Linked DNA regions of Mus musculus: regions 2 and 3 are each linked to region 1. A link is a loop called in an ENCODE intact Hi-C map of the cell type or tissue named here. Cell type or tissue: gastrocnemius. All regions are shown on one strand.

Region 1 (8,000 bases):
TGACATTCCGTTTGCAGGTAAGTTTCTGAGATCCGGGAAGTCAGGGGGACTTGTTAAAGGCTATACAGAAGACAAAAGAGTCCTGCAAATATGAGACTCCAAGGTTTCCTCTGTTGCCCCTACTTCAGCCAGCACCCTGCTGTGCATGGCCCCTAACTCCCACTTTTAATGTACATGCATACTTACCTTGACTCCACAAATTGGGGGCCCTATAATAGGATGAGGGAGAAAAATAACATCTGAGGCCAAAACCTGGTTCCCACACCAGCAGGAACTGGTGTCTCTTTAGGAAAACTTTTCTCCCCTCTGAACATCACTGGACTAAATATACTAAATTAATTCAAGTTGGAGCTAGAAAGAATGCTTCTTTTACAAGCCTGTAGGCAGGTAAATGCTTGCTATGCAGCATGAAAGCCTGAGTCACATCCCCATCACCCACATAAAAAGCAGGAGCAGTTGTATATACCAATAATACAAGCATTGAGAACACAGAAACAGGAAGGTCTCTGAGTCTCACTGGCCAGGCAGCCTACCCAAACTGGAAGGCTCTGGGATCAGTAAGAAACCTTGTCTTAAGAAATAAGACAGTAGGGCCGGGCGGTGGTGGTACACGCCTTTAATCCCAGCACTTGGGAGGCAGAGGCAGGCGGATTTCTGAGTTCGAGGCCAGCCTGGTCTACAAAGTGAGTTCCAGGACAGCCAGGGCGATACAGAGAAACCCTGCCTCAAAAAAACAAAAAAACAAACAAACAAAAAAAAAAACCCCAAAAAAAAAAACAAGAAAGAAAGAAAGAAAGAAAGAAGGGAGGGAGGGAGGGAGGGAGGGAGGGAGGGAGGGAGGGAGGGAGGGAGGGAGGGAGAAGGAAAGAAAGAAAGAAAGAAAGAAGAAAGAAAGAAAGAAAGAAAGAAAGAAAGAAAGAAAGAAAGAAAGAAAGAAAGAAAGAAAGAAAGAAAGGAAGGAAGGAAGGAAGGAAGGAAGAAAGAAAGGAAGAAAGACAGCAAGCAATTGAGGAAGACATACTGTGTTGACCTCTAACCTCACATGTATGCACACATGAATATGTATGTGCACACACACTAGCAGAGCTCTTTGACACTTCCTGAGACTAGAATTCTCTTGTCCTATATAGAAAGAGAGAAAGAAATAGCCTGACAGTTGTCTGAAGAAAATCTGAAGCCACAATCTCTTTCACCAACAAACTAATCTTAAGCCAACACAAGAAACAAATTGCCCTTTTGGGAAAGGAAAAGAAGCAGGCAGGGAAAAAGAGAACACTGTTGCAAGACATCCCAGGCAGGGCAGACCTACTTTCCAGAAGTTCCTGGGAGGAAGTCCCAGGGATGGCATGAGGTTTGTCACAAGGACAGAAGCTGCAAGGATTGCAGCTACCATGACAGCTGTTGTAACCAGGAAACCAGCACTGACCAGAGCCTAGGATGCAGGGCTCTGCACACATGCTAAGCACAGGATATCCTTAGCTACAGGGAAACCACAGAAAACCACACCCGTGTTAGTAATGAGCCCTAACACAAACTTGTCATTCCTGGCCAGAATAGGACCCAGTCAATGGCTGACTTGCACTCGGCCCACTGTGCTTGAGGCTTGTTAGCCATTCAGTTGAATTCATGGACAAACTGGAAGGCTGGGAGGCAAGCCTGTCCTGTATGCTTCGTGCTGGGTTTTATTCTCTCCTCTAGCAGACAGAGGTAACATGCCTCCTGCAGAGAACCACCATGAACATGAAATCAAGCCAAAAATACACCTTCATGTTCCCACTTGGCTGGACCTCAGAGCATCCATCTGGTCCACTTTGCTCTTCCATCTTCCATGAAACAGTCTGCCTCCTCCACATACAGCTTAAAACCAAGGCTCCTGCATCCTCTTGTCATTTCTTGTTTTAATGTTTTGCTTCCAGTGAGTTTTGACTCTCTAGTGTTGCTCACTACTGGGCTCATTCGTCCAAATCTCAGATTATAGGGCTCTTTACCTGGATTTCCCAGGAGTTTCAACTACTGCCCTGGGTCTGCTTTTCCCCCTCCAGACCCCACCAGGCACCGTTCCTCACAAGGCTGGACTGGTAGGAATGAAGCTTAGCCAAGGCAGGTAGGTTAGACAGGATCTTGTACTGAATGAGATCAGGAGAAACAGCCTTCTCCAGAGACAGTTTTCAGTGAAACAGCTCTCTTTATTAGGGAAGAACAAGAACTATCTAACCCTTGGGGCATGGGTAGGGGCTTGCAGGGTGAGTGTTCATCTTTGGCTGGGGCACAAGTGCTGGGGAATGTTTCATTTGCATAAAGAGGAATCCCAGGTGCTTGTAGGACATATCCTTATAAGGGTGAGATGAAGTTTAACCTATAATCTGGCCAGCAGGCTATGTGACAACCTCAATGGTGGTGGAGGTGGGGGGTCATAAGGCTTACATTGCCTGGCCGTGCAAGCCCAGAGCAAGGAGGAAGCAGTCCTACTCCTGCCTGACTCAAGACAAGATTTTCAGGGTTTGGACACAATTCATCCTCACTCTTGCTCTGAACCAGCTCCCCTGGTCACACAGCTTTCCAGCCCCATGCCCAACAAAACCTCAAATCTTTGTATACCAATATCTGCAGAAGGATGTAAGATGTGCAGAAATGCTGTCAGGACAAAATGGTACAGTACTGTGCCTCCCAGCAGGTGGTGGAGGCGTCTGGGGTTCTCTTTTGTAAAGCTGAAGATATTTCAGCCACTAGGAACTTCTCAAAGGCTAGCATACTCTGTCACCAAGTTCTGGGATGGACAGAGAGGGCCACTGGTGCTTTGGGACAGGCTTGAGAGGGTCATGTGACCTGGAGTGATTCCATATCCTGTCATTAGAAAAAGTTGTTGGTTTGGGTTTTTTGTTTCTGTTTTTGGTTTTGGTTTTGGTTTTTGGTTTTGTTTTTTTGTTTTGCTTTTTTTTTAACTTGTTTATTTTGCTTTGGTTTTTTTCTTGCAAATGCTTATGTGGCCCATGGTACCCAGAGGTCCTTAATGTCCTGAGGATGTTCATACCGTCCAAAGCTAAAAGGGAAAAATGGGCATCAAAAGAGGTGAAATGAGGCAGGCTATATGATAAAGAAATACTGAGTGTGAGAAAACCGTACAGCCAGGGAGACTAATTTCTCCCCAGTATTTTACTGACCCAAATGGTCTATGACCATTTGTCATATAGAAGCCACACTGAAGGCACAAGGAATGACAGTCTTCCTTGTCCTCACACTCCCTTCCCCTCAGAAGAATAAACACTGGCTGGCAGAGTCTTACTCTGTCAGTGGAATGGGGCTGGATCCAGAATATCCACGTCTGCAGTTGTTACTCCTGGGTTCCATTTTTCTTCGTCCCCTTTGCAGCATCATACGATGCTTTCCCATGGGGATAAATTGCTTTTCAGCCGGTCACATACTTCACTTGCCACAAGGAACCTATTTGTTCCTCCAGTCAATCTTAACACACTCAATAAAACCTGCTCTTAAACCCACTTTCTTTTGCTCAAGGCAGAGATAAGAGGAATTAGGAATCTCTCTGTGGAAAATACCCAGGAAGTGAGCCATTCTGAATGATGTGGAATGGAGTCCTGCATAGGCTATCTAGCATTCTAAAGCCACAACTCCTAATTTTCATACATACCCAAAAAAGAATGAGGAGGCAGGAGACAACATGAGGTATAGGGGAGAGGAGAGAACACAAAGAAGGTAAAAAGGTTTCCATTTGATGCTAGAATTGCCAGATATAATTCCCAGTCTCCAGCTCCAGAGGATATGCCAACTTGCCTATCATCCTGCACTTTAAGAGGATGGAAGAAGGAGGGAAATAAAGGGAGAGGAGGGGGGAGGAGGGAAGAAGGGTAGATAGTACTAGACCTCAAACTGGTTCCTTTTTATACTCTGTTCAAGCCCCAGAGACATCTGTGTGCCAGGCAGGTAACCCAGGCCCCAGACCAGAGAAGGGGAGCCACTATTTGGTATTATTTGTGTGGTATGCAATAGGCTCAGTGTTGTCCATTATTCCATTTAATCCTCTTGCAAGCGGTTAAGGTGGATGCGCTCACTTTGAGGAAGAAGGAGCAACTCGGAAAGTCTCACATACTCGGGGTAATCCGTACAAGCAGTAGGGAACCAGGGTGGGATTTGGACTCACACGGGTCTCATATCCTGAGAGCGCTTCTGTGCTTCCGCACTGCAAATGAGCGGTGGCACAGGAAAGGCCATTTAGAATGTTAGAAGAGTCTTACAATGTTTCTTAAACAGCCCCACCACCAACTGTCAGGCCCATCAGTCTTTAACATGCATTACCTGCAATGAAGTGCCCTAGAGTCAGATGTGTTTACCTTACTACCACAACAGGTCAGCACTTCCAGCTCCCAAAAGCCTTCACAGTATTGATGTGGATCCTAACTTCATTTTAACCCATTTCTGTTCATTGTTTTCTCTGTGTTCAACAATAAGCATGCTGTCTATTAGGGATTTTTTTTTTCAAGGACCGTTGTGAATCCAGAGTCTCCCTTTTACATATGACTTCTCTTGAGATTCCTGTCTATATCATAAATATTCTTGGCCTGGTAGCATCAAGGAAATGGTTAGATTTGAAGGAATGTCTGTGAAGTGACCCTTTGCACAATGCCCGCCAGGTTAAGAGTTCCCATTGATCCCAAATTCGGCTGGGAATGAAGATTCCTCTAGATGTCGCTGTTGGGACTTTCCCTGGGTATTCATTCTCCAGGGAAGAAGAAACTAAAACGTTTCTTCTGTTTCTTCAAAGATTAAGATATTTCCAAGAGGTCTTCACCCTCCCCTCCCCCACAAAATCAGAGAGTCTCAAACAATTGTGTAGAGAACTGAGAAAACCTACTCTCACAGGCGATACAGTGTTTCATCCCTCCCCGCCCCACCCCTTCAAATCAGAGAGCCTCAAACAATTGTGTCCAGAAGTGGGAAACTCTACTCTCACAGGTAATACAGTGTTTCATTTTAATGAGCATCTCGTTATCTAATCCTCTCTGTATGGCATCACAGAGCTATCCCAAGAAAACAAGAAAAAGAGACAAAAAGAAAAGCGACCTCACATTCTCAGAGTCACGGCTAGCCATGTGCTGTGTCTGTTACTAGACATCTGTAATCTTAATGTGTGTCATATTAGCTACGCATCTCTGTTGAGTGTCACTGGGTTTACTTCACTGGTACAGTAAGGAGCTGAAGTTCTGGGAGAGGAAATGACGGATCCAACACCTTCACTAGAACCACATGTTCTCTGAGAAGCACCATCTGCCCGGTCCTTATAGGAGTCGTTCTGAAGAAGTTGACTAGGTCACAAATCATCTGACTCGAAAGCCCCATTTCCCTGACCTGTGACTTGACCCGGGCACTCTCCCAGACTCAGGATCAGGAAGGCACCCTGAAGCTGCTTTCCCAGCAACGTCCTCCAGCTGTCTCCTGAGGCTTCAGTCCCGGGTGTGTGTAATGGCTACAGACTCATCTCTCCTCCCTTTAACCCTCACTGCTCTAGAATGATCTAGAAAGGCATTTCTACATCTCAGTCAACAATGTTCCCCATCTAAATAGGAACGCTAAAATCTGAAAGAGAATATTCCAGACTCCCAACATCCAAACATCAACTAAGCCTCTTCTCTCAGAATAAACCCCTCCAGACTCAGGCACTGAGGAGACAGATTGCAGAGATACAGTCTAGATGCTCAGTCCACAAATCTCTGGAGCCACAGCAAGATTCCTACTGCCTGGGGCACCTATACAAGTCTTCATATCCACAATAGACTATCTTATCATGGGTTCACAAGCTGATGAGACTTGAGTTGCATGACTGGTACCCCACAAAATATTGTCTAGGTCTTAGCAAGATCCCTGTGACTTTCAAAGCGGCCAGCCCACTTTTTGAACAGCACTGACTGGCCAAATATTCAAGCTCCCATCTCTGTGACTTGGGTTATAACTTGGGTGTCCTTCTTATATGTCTGCCCCGGAAACCATGTGAGGAAAAGGAGATCAGAGTGGTGTTAGTTGTCAGCTGAGAGCATTTTAAGCCTTCAGAAGCCACTAAGACTCTTGGGGTTTGAACCCCACCACGCATCCTTCACTCTTCTTTTGCTGACACCTCCAAAAGTGAAGTAACAGAGATGGCACCCTTCTCCAAGGTCTTCTTCCAGCTCAACAGTGTCAATCTCTCAATACCCAGCCCCTCCTTGAACCAACTCCAGCAATGGCATTCTTAGAAGGAGAAGCCTGTGCTTAGTCTTAAGCATGAAACTATCTAATCAATTCTTGAAGAAAAACTACAGTATGCCTGCCATTTGACTTCAGGAAATGCAAATGCTTCAAAATAAGGTAGACTTTTTCCATCATTGGGTTTCTCAGAATTACAGCTGAGGTCACCCCACTGTACACATGAAGACCAAAGGGGAAAAACAGAAGAAAAAAACGCCTGCATGTGTGAGAGACAAGCCTGGGCTTGTACTTCTGCCACCATCTGTAGATGCTCAGCTCTGGCAGATATCACCACAAGCCACCTGATACAGAGGGACCTTAGGACTAGAGAGATAGAGCCTGTTTTTGATGTGACATCCTGGCTTTGATCCAGGGCATGAATCCTACTTTTCCACCTAACTTAGAATCTGTGAGAGTCAGGCCAATATTCTCCCTGCCAGGGGAAAAAGCAAGCACTCCTTCTCACTACACTGATGCCCTTAGCACTGGTCCAGCCAGAGCTACAGAAGGAAATAAGAGAGATGGTCTAGTTGACTCCACTCAGCAAATGCATCTTCTTGGCTGATCAGTAGGAGAGACTAAACAGTAGTCTCTGCCAGGATGTGTTTTAAAGGACAACTGGCTTGATAGAGGCAGGGCATTCCACTTGACAGGAACCAGAGGTATGCAGGTGGAAGCATATCCATGTAGTTGTGTACTGGAGCTGCACGTCTCCAAACTTGTGTAGAGTGGGGGGAAATCCGTTTGGGCATTAGAGTCACACTGACTGAGTTTTGATCTCCACCCTACTAGCAACTAGATGTGTGGCTGAGAACAAGCCAGTTAACCCTTTCTTATTCATCTATTTATTTATTTATATTCCAACTGCTGCACCCTCATCCCATTCCTCCCTCACAGAGTCCTTCTTCCCATTTCCCCTCCCCTTCTCCTCTAGGAGGATGCTCCCCCACTCCTCACCCATATATCCCCTCCCACCCTGGAATATCAAGTCCCTGCAGGATTAATTATGCACATCCTCTCCTGCTGAGGCAATACAAAGCAGTCCTCTGCTTCATACTTCATACGGCATCTGCATCTGTTTCAGTCAGCTGCCGGGTAGAGCATCTCAGAGGACAGTTATGCTAGACTCCTGTCTGCAAGCACAACATGGCATCCGTAATAGTGTCAGAGATTAGTGTTTACCCAAGGGATAGGTCTCAAGTTGGGCCGTTATTGTTTGGCCATTTCTTCAGTCTCTGCTCCATCTTTGCCCACCCTCCAGTTAAACTTTTAAAACCTATAGTTTCTAATGTAAATAACAGAGATAACTGTAAACTATCTCTCATGGGATGATTGTAAAAATTAAATCTCTTATGGGATGCTTGTAAAAAAATGTAAAAATGAAATCATGGCTGTAGCATGCTCAGTAAAACATTACAGAAATAGTCAACATTAGTTATGATGGTGGTAGTGGTGATGACATTTATTACTATTAAGACACAGAATAAAATGAGGGAGGGTATGGGCTGATACTGGAGAGATTGGGAGGAGTCAAAAGCCCATCAGAGCTGTAGGGAACATAAATTAGAAAGTGATTCACAGCAAAGAGAGTCCGATTTGCATCTCTCTGGTTTCTTTTGGTTGATGTTCTACAGTCCCAAAGATGAGATTGGACAACAGTCACACTTCCTTAGACTATTACACTTTGGGATCAAATTTCTGGTTATACACATCCACGAGTATGTGCAGGGCAGCAACAAGCCTCACAAGAACACTGCTTAGATGAT
Region 2 (8,000 bases), 100 kb before region 1:
TGAAGGATCTGTATGATAAGAACTTCAAGTCTCTGAAGAAAGAAATTAAAGAAGATCTCAGAAGATGGAAAGATCTTCCATGCTCATGGATTGGCAGGATCAACATTGTAATAATGGCTATCTTGCCAAAAGCAATCTACAGATTCAATGCAATCCCCATCCAAATTCCAACTCAATTCTTCAACGAATTAGAAAGAGCAATCTGCAAATTCATCTGGAATAACAAAAAACCTAGGATAGCAAAATTCTTCTCAAGGATAAAAGAACCTCTGGTGGAATCACCATGCCTGACCTAAAGCTGTACTACAGAGCAATTGTGATAAAAACTGCATGGTACTGGTATAGTGACAGACAAGTAGACCAATGGAATAGAATTGAAGACCCAGAAATGAACCCACACACCTTTGGTCACTTGATCTTTGACAAGGGAGCAAAAACCATCCAGTGGAAAAAAGACAGAATTTTCAACAAATGGTGCTGGCACAACTGGCAGTTATGTAGAAGAATGCGAATTGATCCATTCCTATCTCCTTGTACTAAGGTCAAATCTAAGTGGATTAAGGAACTCCACATAAAACCAGAGACACTGAAACTTATAGAGGAGAAAGTGGGGAAAAACCTTGAAGATATGGGTACAGGGGAAAAATTCCTCAATAGAACAGCAATGGCTTGTGCTGTACAACCAAGAATCTACAAATGGGACCTCATAAAATTGCAAAGCTTCTGCAAAGCAAAAGACACTGTCAATAATACAAAAAGGCCACCAACAGATTGGGAAAGGATCTTTACCTATCCTAAATCAGGGGACTAATATCCAATATATATAAAGAACTCAAGAAGGTGCACTCCAGAAAATCAAATAGCCCCATTAAAAAATGGGGTTCAGAGCTAAACAAAGAATTCTCACCTGAGGAATACTGAATGGCTGAGAAGCACCTGAAAAAAATGTTCAACATCCTTAATCATCAGGGAAATGCAAATCAAAACAACCCTGAGATTCCACCTCACACTAGTCAGAATGGCTAAGATCAAAAATTCAGGTGACAGCAGATGCTGGCAAGGATGTGGAGAAAGAGGAACACTCCTCCATTGTTGGTGGGATTGCAAGCTTGTACAACCACTCTGGAAATCAGTCTGGCGGTTCCTCAGAAAATTGGATATAGTACTACCGGAGGATCCCGCAATACCTCTCCTGGGCATACATCCAGAAGATGTTCCAACCGGTAAAAAGGACACATGCTCCACTATGTTCATATCAGCCTTGTTTATAATAGCCAGAAGCTGGAAAGAACCCAGATGCCCCTCAACAGAGGAATGGATACAGAAAATGTGGTACCTTTACACAATGGAGTACTACTCAGCTATTAAAAAGAATGAATTTATGAAATTCCTAGGCAAATGGATGGACCTGGAGGGCATCATCCTGAGTGAGGTAACCCAATCACAAAAGAACTCGTACTATATGTACTCACTGATAAGTGGATATTAGCCCAGAATCTTAGAATACTCAAGTTATAAGATACAATTTGCTAAACGCATGAAACTCAAGAAGAACGAAGACCAAAGTGTGGACATTTTGCCCCTTCTTAGAATTGGGAACAAAACACCCATGGAAGGAGTTACAGAGACAAAGTTTGGAACTGTGATAAAAGGATGGACCATCTAGAGACTGCCATATCTGGGGATTCATCCCATAATCAGCTTCCAAATGCTGACACCATTGCATACACTAGCAAGATTTTGCTGAAAGTACCCAGATATGGCTGTCTCTTGAGACTATGCCTGGGCCTGGCAAACACAGAAGTGGATGCTCACAGTCAGCTATTGGATGGATCACAGGGCCCCTAATGGAGGAGCTAGAGAAAGTACCCAAGGAGCTGAAGGGATCTGCAACCCTATACGTGGAACAATAATATGAACTAACCAATACCCCACCCCCACCCCCACCCCGAGCGTGTGTCTCTAGCTGCATATGAATCAGAAGATGGCCTAGTCGGCCATCAGTGGAAAGAGAGGCCCATTGGTCGTGCAAACTTTATATGTCTCAGTACAGGGGAATGCCAGGGCCAAGAAGTGGGAGTGGGTGGGTGGTGGAGTGGGTAGGGAAGCATTGGGGGACTTTTGGGATAGCATTGGAAATGTAAATGAAATAAATACCCAATTAAAAAAAAATTTTTTTAAAAAAAGGAAAGGTTGGGTTATTTTGTCTGATAGATTGGGATCATGGTCCTCCACGGTAGCTGGGGAAGCTATGGGACCGAGTGCAACAGTAGCTAGAAATCAACAGATCACAGCGCATCCACAGGAGACAGGAAGGTAGGTTTTCAGTTTGTTCTCTCCTTGTTTTGACTTGATCCAGGGCAGGATTCCAGCCCGTAGGGTGGAGCTATATACTGTCAGGATACCTTTCACTCCTTCCCTTGATCCTCTCTGGAAACACCCGAGCAGACACATCTAAGGGTGCGCCTCATTAATCCCTAATGGATTTCCTAACCCAGCCAAGCTGACAATGGAAGTGAGCCATCATAGACACAGAGCACATAAGGCTACACGGAGCAACAAGACCCGTCACACAGCCCTCGCTGGTCCAGAAAAGGGATTCCTGACTTCAATGTAGAATTGCTGGAAGGGGAGTATTACGTTCAGACCCTTTTCCCTCAAACCATGTGGTGGTGCTGCGTGGAAGTGGGCTGGAGATAGGATGGAGGAGAGCATACAGGATGCTTCGGGGGTCCATGAGAAGGAAGCTGAGCTCTGGCTGGATGTGCAGATTCAACATGGGGTTGTGTGAGGTCTACAGGTAGCGCTCATAGGTTTGGGACCACAGAGAGCTCCTCCACACCTTACCCCTATTCCAAGCTGCTTATGATAATCACCTGAGATTTATTTTTCTGAACTCGGCTGTTCGTGTCTATTAGGGCAGCCCAATGAGGGATGTGAGAAGCTGAAAAGAGGCTTCATTCACCTGGGAACAGGGTGACAGGAGGGTCCTGAGTGTCAGAATCTTCACTTCTAGGATAGATAAGGAACCCTTTCTTGGTGACTGTGCTGAGTAAGAGGCCTAGTAGTGAGGTCAAGGTGAGACCTGTGCTGGATGACAGGGGTGAAGAGGGTAAGGGACAGAGGTGAAGGTGACTCCACAGACTATGGCTGAGAGTTACTGAAGACACTGCTCCCAGGCCTGGCATAGTTAGCCTTGCTCTCTAAGAAGTGTAATTGTTCACTAGAAAGGTGTGTATCTCACCCATTCATACCCTTCCAGCTCAGGAGCATTGGGGATGCCAGTGTGTGCTGGCAGGCAGGCTTTGTGTTGGTGTCTGGTACCAGCATCTCTTTCCTGGTCCTCCTACCACCCCAAGAAGCCCACAGATGTATCCAGTCTCTAGAAAAGAAGACAAGTGAGGCTCATTTGGGATTTGCCCCAGTCCTACCAGGACCAGAAAGAAAAGCTTAATAATTCACAGAAAATACTCACAGGGTACAGTGGGGGAGTCCAAACTAAGAAGCTCCCATAGACACATGCCACATTTGCCACGACAGGTTGGAAAGATGAGTTTCTCAACAGTGAAATGCCTTCCTCCAAGTTCACTTAGGCCCTAAGTGCCAGAGTCTATGATGCTTACAGACTCCTCTGGCCTGGGTACCTTGGAGAAAGCCCGTACATTGTTTTTCTTCCAATTTTTTATTAGGTATTTACTTCATTTACATTTCAAATACTATCCCGAAAGTACCCTATACCCTACATGTACCCCCACTCCCCTACCCACCCACTCCCACTTCTTGGCCTTGGCATTCCCCTGTACTGGGGCATATAAAGTTTGCAAGACCAAGGGGCCTCTCTTTCCAGTGATGGTCGACTAGGATACATATGCAGCTACATATGCAGCTAGAGACACGAGCTCCGGGGTACTGGTTACTTCATAATGTTGTTCCACCTATAGGGTTGCAGATCCCTTCAGCTCCTTGGGTGCTTTCTCTAGCTCCTCCATTGAGGGCCCTGTGTTTCATCCAATAGCTGACTGTGAGCATCCACTTCTGTGTTTGCCAGGCACTGGCCTAGCCTCACAAAAGATAGCTATATTCCTTTATCCCACTCTACGGTTCTGAATGCTCAGAACACCTCCCATGTACCTATTCCCTCATCTCAGTTCACAGGCTGCAAAACCAGCACAAGCTGGTACTGTGGCGCCCTCTGTAAAACGCTGATAGTCGTGTGGACAGCCTGGTTTGTATCTCACGCTCTCCTATTGCCAAGTCATTTTGGAATACCCACCTAATATTTCTGAATATCTTATAAAATGAAATTTAAGAATGACTATCTTAATGGCAAGGGGCGGGGTGAGGATGATGAGCAGTGATTGTAGAGACAACTCTCCACACAGGTTTCTCGCCCTCAAATCGAAAGATAAGGCAAATGTCTTGGGTAGGTACTTAAAAGAACCAGCAGGTGGCAGCCTCCTCCCATCTTAGGAGGGCAATGACCCCGGGTGTTCCTAATAGAGATGGTTGATGTTATTGGGGTTCTTGGCAAGAGGACTAGACTGGTGATTTGCCGATACCTCTGAGAAAACAATTTCTTCCCCTTCGCATTAACCTTCTCCATGGGAGTCTCCAATACTTCCTAGCGACTTATAAGAAGCCTGATTGGCCATCAATTCTTTCCTAATTCCTTATCTGCTTTTTATCCTAGGGTGGGGACAGGAACATTGCAAGCAAGGAGGTGTTTCTGTCCCAGTGACCAACTACCATTCTGATTTGACATGGGCCCTGGTAATAAACAGCCTCCTCTACAACTTGCTGAGCAACTGGCTCCTTTGTACCCTAAGCCCATTTCTGGTTTCCATCTGTTTGCTCATCCCCTCTTGCTGGTTATAAAGACAACCTGTAATATCCCCCATTGTCCTGGTCTATCTCTAACCTTTTACCAGTGATACTTCTAGTCCTCTTTACTCATTTTGATTCCCAGCATGGAGACAGGTGGGGAAATGTGGGACCAACTTCTCCCCATGGCTCTCACTATGCCTAGTGCTGTTGGCTTTCTCTCTATCAAGCCCTGTTTAGATATTGGCTCTTGCACATCATCTTTATTAACATGAGCAGCAATTGGCATAAAGTCAAGAGCACCTTAGCACCTGCTTCCTGGAGCCAGTCTCCATCCAAAAGCACTATAACGTGTTCTCTTCAATCATATTGTGCTGCTCTGTGGCTCAAATCCTGACACTTGTCTTCTGGTTCAAAGAAAAACTCAACATAACAGTGGCCTTGAAGATGCCTACCTCTCTGTCCTATGATGCTCTGGGGGACTGGCCTCCCACTAAGCCACTCAGGAGGCATGGCCACTGGAAGTCCTTGATCAAAAATGGTTTTTCCAGGCAGACAGTGGTGGCACAGACCTTTAATCCCAGCACTTGGAAAGCAGAGGCATGCAGATCTCTGTGATTTTGATACTAGCCTGGTCTACAGAGTAAGTTCTAGAACAAACAGGGCTACATAGAGAGACTCTATCTTGAGCCCCAACCCTCAATCAAAAAATGTTCTTCCCTTGGCACAGGTATGGCTTATTTTAACTTTGAGTTGTATTCCAGCACCATTATCTCCCTGAGATATTTCCTCCATAACCCTCCCCCCACCTCTCTCTCCATCTCTGTGTCTCTGTGTCTGTCTGTCTGTCTGTCTGTCTGTCTGTCTCTCTCTCTCTCTCTCTCTCTCTCTCTCTCTCTCTCCCTCTCACACACACACACACACACACACACACACACACACACACACACACACACACACCATCCCCAACACTCCTTTTCTTCTACAGCATGCACTTCTACCCTTTTGCTTATTCCTGTGTATTGTCTCTGGAAATCAGTTTCTGACCATGTTTTCTTTACCTCGTCTTCGGCACCAAGAACAAAGCCATCCTAGCATTTCCTAGCTACTACTTATTTGTTCACTGAACACATAAGCAGACCAGGGAGGAGGGCTCAGCAGTCTCATTAGCTCCACTTACTAATGGAGTTTGTGCTCCACTTGCACAAACCGTAACAGCATCAATCATCAATATTAGGAACGCCCAGGATTCCTAACAGAGTGCTGACAGTATCCCGTAACTCCTGTTCATCATTGTACAGCTGAAATAAACAGAAAGTGATCTTGATGCCACACCTATAATCATCATGGATCTGATTTCAGATCATGCTTGCCCTTGCCATGAGCTTAACAAAAGAGAATAGAAGAGTGTGGTTTAGAGAAACAGTCACAGAATTGCTCTATGAGGGCATGTAGAAATAGACTTTTATCCAGAGAATTAGATTGTCCTCCAGTGAACTTAGCAGAAAACTTGGGTTGAGGTGAGGGGCAAATACTATGAATTTCAGTGTTTTTTAAAGACAGAGTACACTACACGCCTAACCAAAGGAAAAGTACTTCTCCCAGGACTCTGTATTCACAGGGTTCCTCAGGAGCACCCTCCCAGTTTCAGAGCAGGGAAGGAACATTTCTTAAGAATCAGAGGGAGAGAAGGCACATCCACTGACCTCTCAAAGCATCACTGATGCTGAAGGTCCTTAAGAGCATGAAGGAAAGGAGAGGGGAGTTTCCCAGGCATGCTGGGGGCAGCTCCAGCATGGCCTCCCTCTCTTGTGTGCTCAGGAGTTGCTCAAAAGGACCAAAGGAGGCCTTGGTTGTCCCCAGAGCCATCGTCTTTGCTCTGTAGATTTTCTTCTCACTAAGGACTTAATAAGTAGCTAGCAGAGGAGAAGAAGAAGAGGCCCTCAGTGTACGAAAAGAGCCTCAGAGTCAGAAAGAGAGTAGAGCCAACTTCAAAGAGGCTGAGGACCATGCTCCACTGGGTGCCTTTCAGATGAGCAGGAGATCCAGGTGTGGACAGATGTGTCAATCCAAAAACCCGAGTGAAGCGCATTAGGTGCCTTCCACTCCATGTGACTGATGAGACCTCAGAGCAGACTGCAGATTCTTGAGTATGTCCATCACTGTGCTTTGATGGAGAGGAGCACTGAATCCCTTCCACGTCTACTGGACCACCACTGTCATGTCTCAAATATCCACTCCCACCACTGCAGCACGCCACGGGTAAAGAATCCTCAATGCCACATCTACCATTAGATGGATAGGCACCCCATTACAAACTCTTCATTAATAAATCAATTTATACTGCCCGGAGGATACTTGGAATTCAGAGGTCACATCAAGCCTTGTAGAAAAGAAGTTTTCACTCTGTTGACAGATGAGGTATTATATCTGCCATCCTTAGAATGAGGTCTATGTAGGCCTCCAGGAGAGTGGAGAGAATAGAAACTACCTCTTGAGAAAATGATCATTGATAAAGAACAGAGATGTGATGTTTGTTTTAAAACAACCTCTGTCATAAACAGAGTAGACTTGCTTGCTGAGTGATAGAGAGAAACAGAATCTAATAATGGATTCCACAAGAAAACAAAATAGGCTAAGGGAGGAAGACTTGGAAAGACCAAAGTCATACCAAGAAAGAGATTCTCATAGCAGCAGCAAGCCCTTGACTTGACATGGCAAGGGCCTCAGGTACTAATGGTAACTAGGTGAACTGCAATCTGCCCTCACCCCCAGCCCTACGGTATCTCCCTTCTAGGCCTCTGACTTGGTTCTCTCTTGCTTCCAAGGTGTTGAAGATGTTTCCTCTCCAGGTTTTCAGTCTCTAGCCTGCATCCCAAGTGCAATGGACTGAGACAAGCATGAAGATTTGAGACACTGGGAAATGTAAGCACTCTTCTTTGGAGAACAAAGGAATTCTGAAAGAGCACGTCCCCAGAGACCACATACACAGGAGCTACCCCTACAAAGTGATGAACCCCAACACCTCTGATTTAATCCATATTCCCACAAATGTGCTTCTTACTGAAAGAAAAAAAAAAGCAGTCAGCCCCAGACATGACGAATGTCTCTGTCTCCTGGGTTGGAATCACTTTTACAAGAAATTATTCTTGGGCAAATTTCTCTGTTACATGAGCCTT
Region 3 (8,000 bases), 160 kb after region 1:
GTAATATCAAAGTAGTCACATTCTACTGGATGTGGTTTTAACAGTGATGCTATGGCTTTATTTATATGCTGACATGTACAGTGTGCTAGAAATTATATCCTTCACATTCATATATACCTGTGATTAATGTTTTTTCAGGGGTAATTTACAAAGTACAGGGATAACAGACAAAGGAACACATAATTTTCTGAACTCCTTTTGAAGAGAACCATAGGCCTCCCCAAAGCCTTTATTCTTCTATTCCTTCTGTCACAGCTGTAGGGAGGGTGCCCAACTGAAAGCATTCTTTTGAAGCTTTCTGCAGGTGCACGTGTCGAGGCTTAAAGTGTTCTTCCTTTGTTACATAGAAGTGACCATGATGGCTGGACCTCCTCCAGCCACTGCCTTGACCATGCACTAAGAGGGCCAGTACCAAGGACTGAGGGAAGCTGGCTTTCTCCACATCGGCTCAAAGGCTACCCCAGATTTCTTTTCTACAGAGGAAAATGATGCATATATATTGACTTTTGTGTCAGAGTTTTCTGTCATGCATGGCTATCTCTAAATTTGAGTATTTACATCAAGTCAAACTGGGATCCTTACTATATATATTCAATACGCAGATATCTAAGAAGCAGATATTCAGTAGGAATGTTTTGAAACCATTGCAAATTCTCTCCTTCACAAAGGCTGGTTGATGCTCACATGACAAGCATATGATATTGAAAACTTTCATACATCTTCACCAGCACTTTTCCTTAAATGTTACAATTGATAGAAAGAAAAAAGGCTAGTCTTCACTTTTTGATAACAAAGCTAAACTTTTTCCTGTTTAGCTACCATTGTTGTTTTTTTTTAATTTAATTAAGAAAAACATCTTATACCTCTCTTTGAGCTATTAGTCAAGGATACCCCAGTGGGCTCTAAAACAGCACAAGCTATTTGGCAGTTTGCTATAACTACATGGCAAGACCCCAAATGTTGGAGATACCATATACTTTGGCTCCAAGACCTCAAGAAATCAATCTCATACTAACCTACAAACTTCCTTCCTACTGGCTAGCTTTCACAGAGCTAGAATGAGTTCTAGAAGCTGCTGGGAGAGAAAAGACATTAGTGGTCTTACCCAGCATTAGACTCTGCCTGCTATAGTACTGATCTGACAGGCAAGATGAGCCCGCTGAAGCAATAGTGGCCTGATTATTATGGAGTAACCAACAATGTTCTGAGTGGATGTGAAACCTTCTCTTCAGGAAGAAATATCATGCCTAGTTAACATAAACATGGCCAAAATTCCATGGCTGATGTCCCTGGGACAGAACCAGCTACTCTCATTTTGCTAAATCATCCTATTGTCAAAATTCCTTCTAAATGGTTATGTTCATACCCATGGACCTGGAGTGTATTCAGCCTTAAGAGAGAACCTTCTTTTTACAGGGGACAACAATGAATGCGGTCCTGGTCAATGTACTGAGAATAAGACATTGTGAGTTCTCAGCCCTAAATGGGACATCTTTATCAATCCTCCCAAACTCCCACGTATTTGCAAAGAATACCATGAAGAGGGGGCAGAAAGAACATTAAGAACCAGAGGATGGGTAAGAATGCTTGAAATGCTGTCACCTGGACACAACATGACTATTATATTCACGAACTCACAGTAGTGGTAGTTATCTGCACAATACCTACACAAAATCAACCCAGCCAAAATTCTGACAAAATAGACTAAGGTGAAGCTTGGGAGAGTCCTGTGACCCCACCTATTCCCCAGGAAGTATTGGCAATTGATAGATGCCAAGGGAGGGAGAACCATCATTCTTTGAGGGTATGGGCACTATTAAGTTACCCATTCTCCAGTGGATGGCCACACATTCATCCAAGTATGGACAGTACTAACTGGACTTAGTGGGTTGTTTAAAAACATGAAAAAAAAAAAAGACACGCATTTGGGAGATGTGTTGTGGGGATTCCAGAAGAAGCTGGAAAAGAAACATGGAATCAATCTAGTTCATGGCATACAAGGAGAAAATTCTCAAAGAATTAATTTTTAAGTTAATTTTTTTAAGAAAAGAAAACTGTCTTAAAGTATTTTTTTTCCAAATGACTTTACGGTTAGTAAATGTTCCTTTTGTTTATATGAAACTCCATGGCAACTAAGAACATCTCTGCCTTTCACCTAGTATCATGAATACAAAGACGCCGTCAACATTTGTTAAATGCAGCTCTTACTTTTTTTGTTTGACTTTGAACAACAACAACAAAAAAAATGTCTTGAGACTATTTCCTGGTTGATGACTTGAAAAGACTGAGTGAGTCTATGATACGATATCTCCAGAGTCCAGGAATATTTTGTTTTTAGATCAAGGAAATGCCCCAGAGCATCGAGTGGGAATTGCTCCCCTTCAGGGCTCACCAGAGGAGCAGAAGCTTAAGACAATAAAATAAGCGTGAAATAAGAATGCACCTGGCTCCAGTGGTCCAGGCCTGCACACCCTGCTATTTGGAGGGATGAAGCGAGAGAACAGTAGGTTGAAGGCTTAAGTTGCCCAAGCAACTTAGCAAAGCCATCTCAAACTTAAAGAAAGACAAAAAATTGTAAGAGCTGGGAACTGCTCGGTTGCAGACACTTTCCTAGCAGGAGTGACAACCTAGCCTCAGTCCCCAGCACCAACAAAATGAAACAAGAAATTAATATTCCTTCGGCTGTGTTCCTTCCAAAGTACTATATTTAAGAGGATTAAAAAGAGAAGCCAGCGGTGCTGCTCCTCTCTTAGAAAATGCCCTTTAATGACTCAGGGCAACTCCTAGCTCCAGCTGGAAGTCCTCACACTCAACCCTGGAAGTCAGCGAGGTTTAACTGAGCAAACCTTACACTCTCTCGCAGCCTGCATTCCTTCGCTGTAAAGTCGATCCACAGGGAGATTTGAATCAAGCTACGTGTCCAGCCGGACCCCTCCACACAGAAGGCCTCACTCAGTCTTAGCTTCCATGGGGTGGACAGTGTCAAAATCCCAATTACTGAGAAGTTGTGTAAGTGGTGATTTTTTTCCAGAAAAGCCCCCACAGCGTGGCTGGGCACTATTTATGGCTACACCATTTCAAATTTTCTCCTCTGGCTCCTCTGGAGATTCTGAGAGTTTCCTGATATCCTCTAAAAATTCCCATTTGCTACTTAGGTAAGTTAGAGTGGATTCCACTGTCTGCAACGTGGGGCCATTGCTGTCCTTCCTGAGGTCACATTTCACAGACCCTTCACTAAAAAAAAGGAAAGCTTTATGGGAAAGGAGATTGTATGGAGCTACACAGTGAGGCTCCCCCTGAACTCTAATAGGATTTCATGTTCTGCCCTCCTCAGTATATGTGTCAAGGATCTTCTATGGTCAACAGAAGCTCTTTACAAACAATGGCTACCTGATGCAGTCCATGGGAAAAAGGCCCAGCAGGATCCTAGGCAGGTCCTCTCAATTCCCCAAGGTGCTTCAAGGGCGAAATGAAGATATGGCTGCTCCAAGGTATGGTTGAGGAGAAGGTATTTATCGTAGATGTGAGGAAGAGTACAGCCAGAGGCACCTGCAAGAGTCCAGAGCACGGAGAGAAAGCAGTAGACAGAAAACATGGCCAGCAGATTGGACCAGGCCATGGGGTCTAGGAGGGGAGGGCAGAGAACAAGAAAAGAAGACCAAGGACAACAGAACCAATGGAACCTGTGGCTGAAATGCCAGGGTTATATAAGGGAGAAAGCTTGAGAAGGGAAGGGGAGTCTATGGGTTGGAGAGGTTCAGGGTACTAAACAGAGCAAGGAGAGCTAAGAGAAGCCACAGGTAATGGGTGATCCTGGGGGCCAGCATCTGCTTTGTGGTATGCTAACAGGCACCATGGCTAGCCAATTGACCTGAGTTGCTTTGGAACCCGACAATTCCCTGGCCTGGGAAATGGAAGGCTAATACACAACCTAGAAGATGATGTGAGGTTTAACAACAACAACAACAATATTGTGCAGAACTCTGGCCAGCTACAAATCTAAAAACCCACATGGGATCTAGCTCCACCAGGGACTAGATCATGGATTCCTCCCCCAGGGCAGTAAGTGATCTGGCTTCTCAGAGTAGGGCCCAGCCAAAATAGGAGGAATATCACCCTCTGCTGGACAAGCTCTCTAACAACTTCATTGACCTGAGACACAGAAACAGTCTAAAAGAGAGGTCCATGACCAAGGTCACACCAAGAACAAATGTTAGAGCCAGGGCCAGATCTCAGTCTCATGAACCCCTCCACATAGAACACCAAACCTTCCCCTCACTGTGGGGTCCTGCTCACATGCTCCTGACTCCTTGATACAGCTCAAGGACACTATCAGCCATAGCACTGGAGCTAAATTCCAGCCAAAACCGGGTAATTCCCCACCCAGTTGTAACTGGCAAAAAAGTAACCCTTCTTCTCAGCAGAATGTACTGTGTTAGTGTTGTGGTTTTCATACTAACAAACTGCTATAACTATGGCAACTTCTTGGAAACATGGATGCAGTCCCAAGCATAACTGGAGAGTTCTCAGAGAAAGGAATAACAGAGTGCCCAACTTCCCCAGGAACTAGAGAAAGATCCTTGAATTCACACATCGATCTCTGCCCTTGAAGATAAGTCCAAAGGGTTTCAAAGCAAATCCCCTTCATGCACAAGTGAACTACATCAATTGGAACAAAGTTTACTTAAGACATCTGACAGTCCCATTTTGCCATATTAATTAAAGTCAGAGAGATGGGAAATGTGGTGGGTCTTTACAATAGGGACAGAGTGCTCCTTTTGATTTTTTTTTTAATATCTGGTCTCTTCAAACGGAAATCATAGGAAAGAATACATCCCACATGGCAGACGGTAAGCTCTGTCCTCAGGAAAAAACATGGGGTGAGGGGGATGTAAAGTCATCTGTGTGTTTGTTCAACCTGAGTTAATATATTACAATGTTCACAGACACTGAGACATCAGGGCCACAAATATATACAAATCTGTTTTCCATAGCAACAAAGAGAGGGAGGAAGGGAAAAAAGAAGGGAGGATCTTGAGTTGGTCACCAGACGTAGCTTTCTAGATAATGGGGCATCTAGTAGACTCGGTCAGCTTTGCAGGGTTATTGTAAGAGTCTAATTGACTCCATGAGAACACCATGTTCGTGTCATTTACTCCCCTCCCCTCTGTGATGGGTCACAGAATCATTCATCCTCGACAGGAGCCTGGATGTTGGCCTGCTTCAATGATCTACTCTGTTAGCAGGCACTCAACAACACCAGTAGCTAATACTGAGTATTTACAGTAGTGCTCTTTGAAGAGGTTTGCACGGGTTAACGGTCATAAGAACCCTGTGAGGAAGGCTCTCCTCACTGTCCCCAGTTTGCAAGTGAAATAACTTGAGGCTGAGGAACTTAAGTAATCCATTCAAGGTCACACTCATGAATATTTGAACTCAAGCCCACTCAACTGCACATACCCCATTCTTTTTTTCTGTTTATGAGATTATATTATAACTAAAACATTTCTCTCTTCCCTTTCCTCCTTCCAACCCTCCCACATGCCCCTCCCTTCTCTCTTTCAAATGCCGCGTGAATACACTTCTTATAGTCCAGCCAGAGAGTTAAAAAAAAAAAAAAAAAAAAGATCACAGAGGGCTCAGTGTGAGTGTGAGTCCAGGGCTGTGTCCTCACAAATGCACATCAGTCAAAACTTTATGGTTATTGCAGCCATTGATGTCATCGCTCTGCTTCCAACAACAAAGATGTGCGTGCTCCATCAAAGTCCAGTGGAAGGCAGCACTTATCAGGGCCAGGTTTGCTGTCTCTTCACTCTGGAGTGAAGAAAACAGGCTAATTTGTGAGGAGTAGGGAAGTTAGAATAGGGTGTGACTGGACTACTGAGCTCTGCGATAGAATAGGGTGTGACTGGAGTACTGAACTCTGTGATAGAATAGGGTATGACTGGAGTACTGAGCTCTGCGATAGAATAGGGTGTGACTGGAGTACTGAGCTCTGCGATAGAATAGGGTGTAACAGGAGTACTGAGCTCTGCGATAGAATAGGGTGTGACAGGAGTACTGAGCTTTGCTTTAGAATCACTTGTTCTCAGCTTCATTCTCCTTAACTTGGGAAATACAGATAGCAAGATCCACATTGCATGGATTGATACAAAAAATAAACTCAGACTCCTAGCAGAGTGGCCCATGGTGTTTAGTGGGCTTTTAATCCCACTGTGAGGAATGTGGAAACAGGTGGAAAACTGAGGCCCACTAGCCAGATGACCTGTTGTACTTGAAAAGATCCAAGCCATTGAGATGTTGCCTCCCATATCAAGGTGGAATGCACCTGGGTAAATCCCAGGTCTGACAGACCTCCGATCTTCATAGGAACTCACAGAAACACACATACATGAGCACGCACACATGCGAAGAAATAGTAGCGATTCTTGGAGAGTCAGCCTCTTGAATGCAGATTTCCTTTCCTCCTATGCCATCCACAGCAGCAAGGGTAGGAGCAGACCAAGGAGAGGAGGGTACCAACCATGCCCTCAGCACCAGATGGGGAGACATGAGTTGGCTTTGGATCGATGCCCAGTTCTGTTGTTCAGATTTCTTAATGTTGCTGAGTCTCCATTTCTTCCCCATTAATGGAAGGGATACGTCCTTATGTTTTCTACATCCCCACATAGCTTCTTGTCTGGTTAAGAAGCCAGGATACAAACTCTCTAAGATTATGAAACCTAAATAAGAATTTTTAAAAACAGTTCAATGAAAGCTGCAGAGTTAAAGATTCCCAGGACACCTTTATTTTAAGAAATTAATTGCAGGAACTTGTTATTTTGTACAATGAAATATTAGCCTTCTGGAATGCCCTAAGGTTTAATTGTTCCGTACCAAGAAAACAATTCACTTGTTTAATTCGAAGCAAGCAGAATGTTTTCAACCACACATTACACGTGTGCACCTTCCTTACAGTTTTAAAAACGTTAGCAAGAGTCACAGCTGCTTCCCAGAGGAGTGTATGTGAGAATAGCCTAAGTAATATTGTCGAGAATACACAGAGAAACTAAGCGCCTACTACCAGACACTAAACACACACCGTGCGACATTTACACAGTGGACTACCGTTTGGCAGAGGAAATGAAATATAACTATAGCAACAGGAATAAACCCTAGGAGTGCGGGTGGAAAGGAACTTACAAAATGGTTGTGTAAGCACACCGCTGTGATGAAGGTCAAAGGCAAGCTCCATAAGTCGGAAGTTGCTTGTGGGGCGCGAAGAGAAGGAAGAACGGCTGTTTCATGTTTTTGAGACAGAGTCCTGCTGGGTATCCCTGGCTAGCCTGGAACTTGCTACATAGACCTAGCCTTGAACTTGAGCAAGAATCTTCTTAGTTCTCCCTCACATATGAAAGCTGGGATTCCAGGTGTATGCCTCCACATCTGATGTTTGTTTGTTTGTGGATTTGCTTTTAGATTTTAACACAGTGGTTTCCAGTGTAAGTGGTGAAGGCACAAAATAAGAAGTAGCACATGGATCGATACAAAGTATTGGGATCAATGTATGTACATTTACAGATACATACATACATATATATATGTTATATATTATATGTATGTATATGTATATGTATACGTATATATATACATATATTACATATAGTAGTGTTACATAATATCATTGAACTTGACATCTGATTTCCTTACTCTTGGTCCTGGACTGTTGTTTTCTTAGGCAGTTTTTCTTCCCTGTATGAATTGTAAATCAATTTCATAACTCAGTTACCAACTTTAAAATGGTATAGTAAAGGCCTAAGAGCAAAAGCTGTAAACTTAATTACAGGAAGAAAGTAATCAGGGCTTCAGGTCAGGTGACAGAGGGTGTAGACCATAACATCCCAGGACACAGGGATGCTGGGATGGCACTCAGGACAAGTGAGAGATTTGTATTTTTCCATCTTCCAAAGCGGCAGAAACTTAGTTTCTGACGTGTGATGTACTCTCCAGGGTCAAAAGCC

What was found. Peaks named below come from ENCODE experiments on the same cell type or tissue, not always from the same donor. Only the 100,000 strongest peaks of a DNase experiment are listed, where the experiment ranks them.
Region 2: it touches region 1 in a loop (2.3-fold over the local background); 7 of 42 quality-filtered maps call a loop at or near these places.
Region 3: it touches region 1 in a loop (7-fold over the local background); 25 of 42 quality-filtered maps call a loop at or near these places.

The regions. Positions count from the first base shown.
Region 1 is chr4:63,840,817-63,848,816 of GRCm38, reverse strand. The region is part of intron 2 of Tnfsf8 (tumor necrosis factor (ligand) superfamily, member 8); the gene reads left to right. Among named protein-coding and RNA genes, the nearest start is that of Tnfsf8, 16 kb to the left of the region's middle. In gastrocnemius, a CTCF peak has its summit at 4,696; DNase peaks (open chromatin) are centred at 1,718 and 4,701.
Region 2 is chr4:63,944,695-63,952,694 of GRCm38, reverse strand. No RefSeq gene overlaps it. Among named protein-coding and RNA genes, the nearest start is that of 8030451A03Rik, 36 kb to the left of the region's middle. In gastrocnemius, a CTCF peak has its summit at 4,440 (motif pointing right); DNase peaks (open chromatin) are centred at 4,216 and 4,437; H3K4me3 peaks cover 285 bases.
Region 3 is chr4:63,682,473-63,690,472 of GRCm38, reverse strand. No RefSeq gene overlaps it. Among named protein-coding and RNA genes, the nearest start is that of Gm42294, 9.9 kb to the left of the region's middle. In gastrocnemius, a CTCF peak has its summit at 4,121 (motif pointing left); DNase peaks (open chromatin) are centred at 4,112 and 6,558.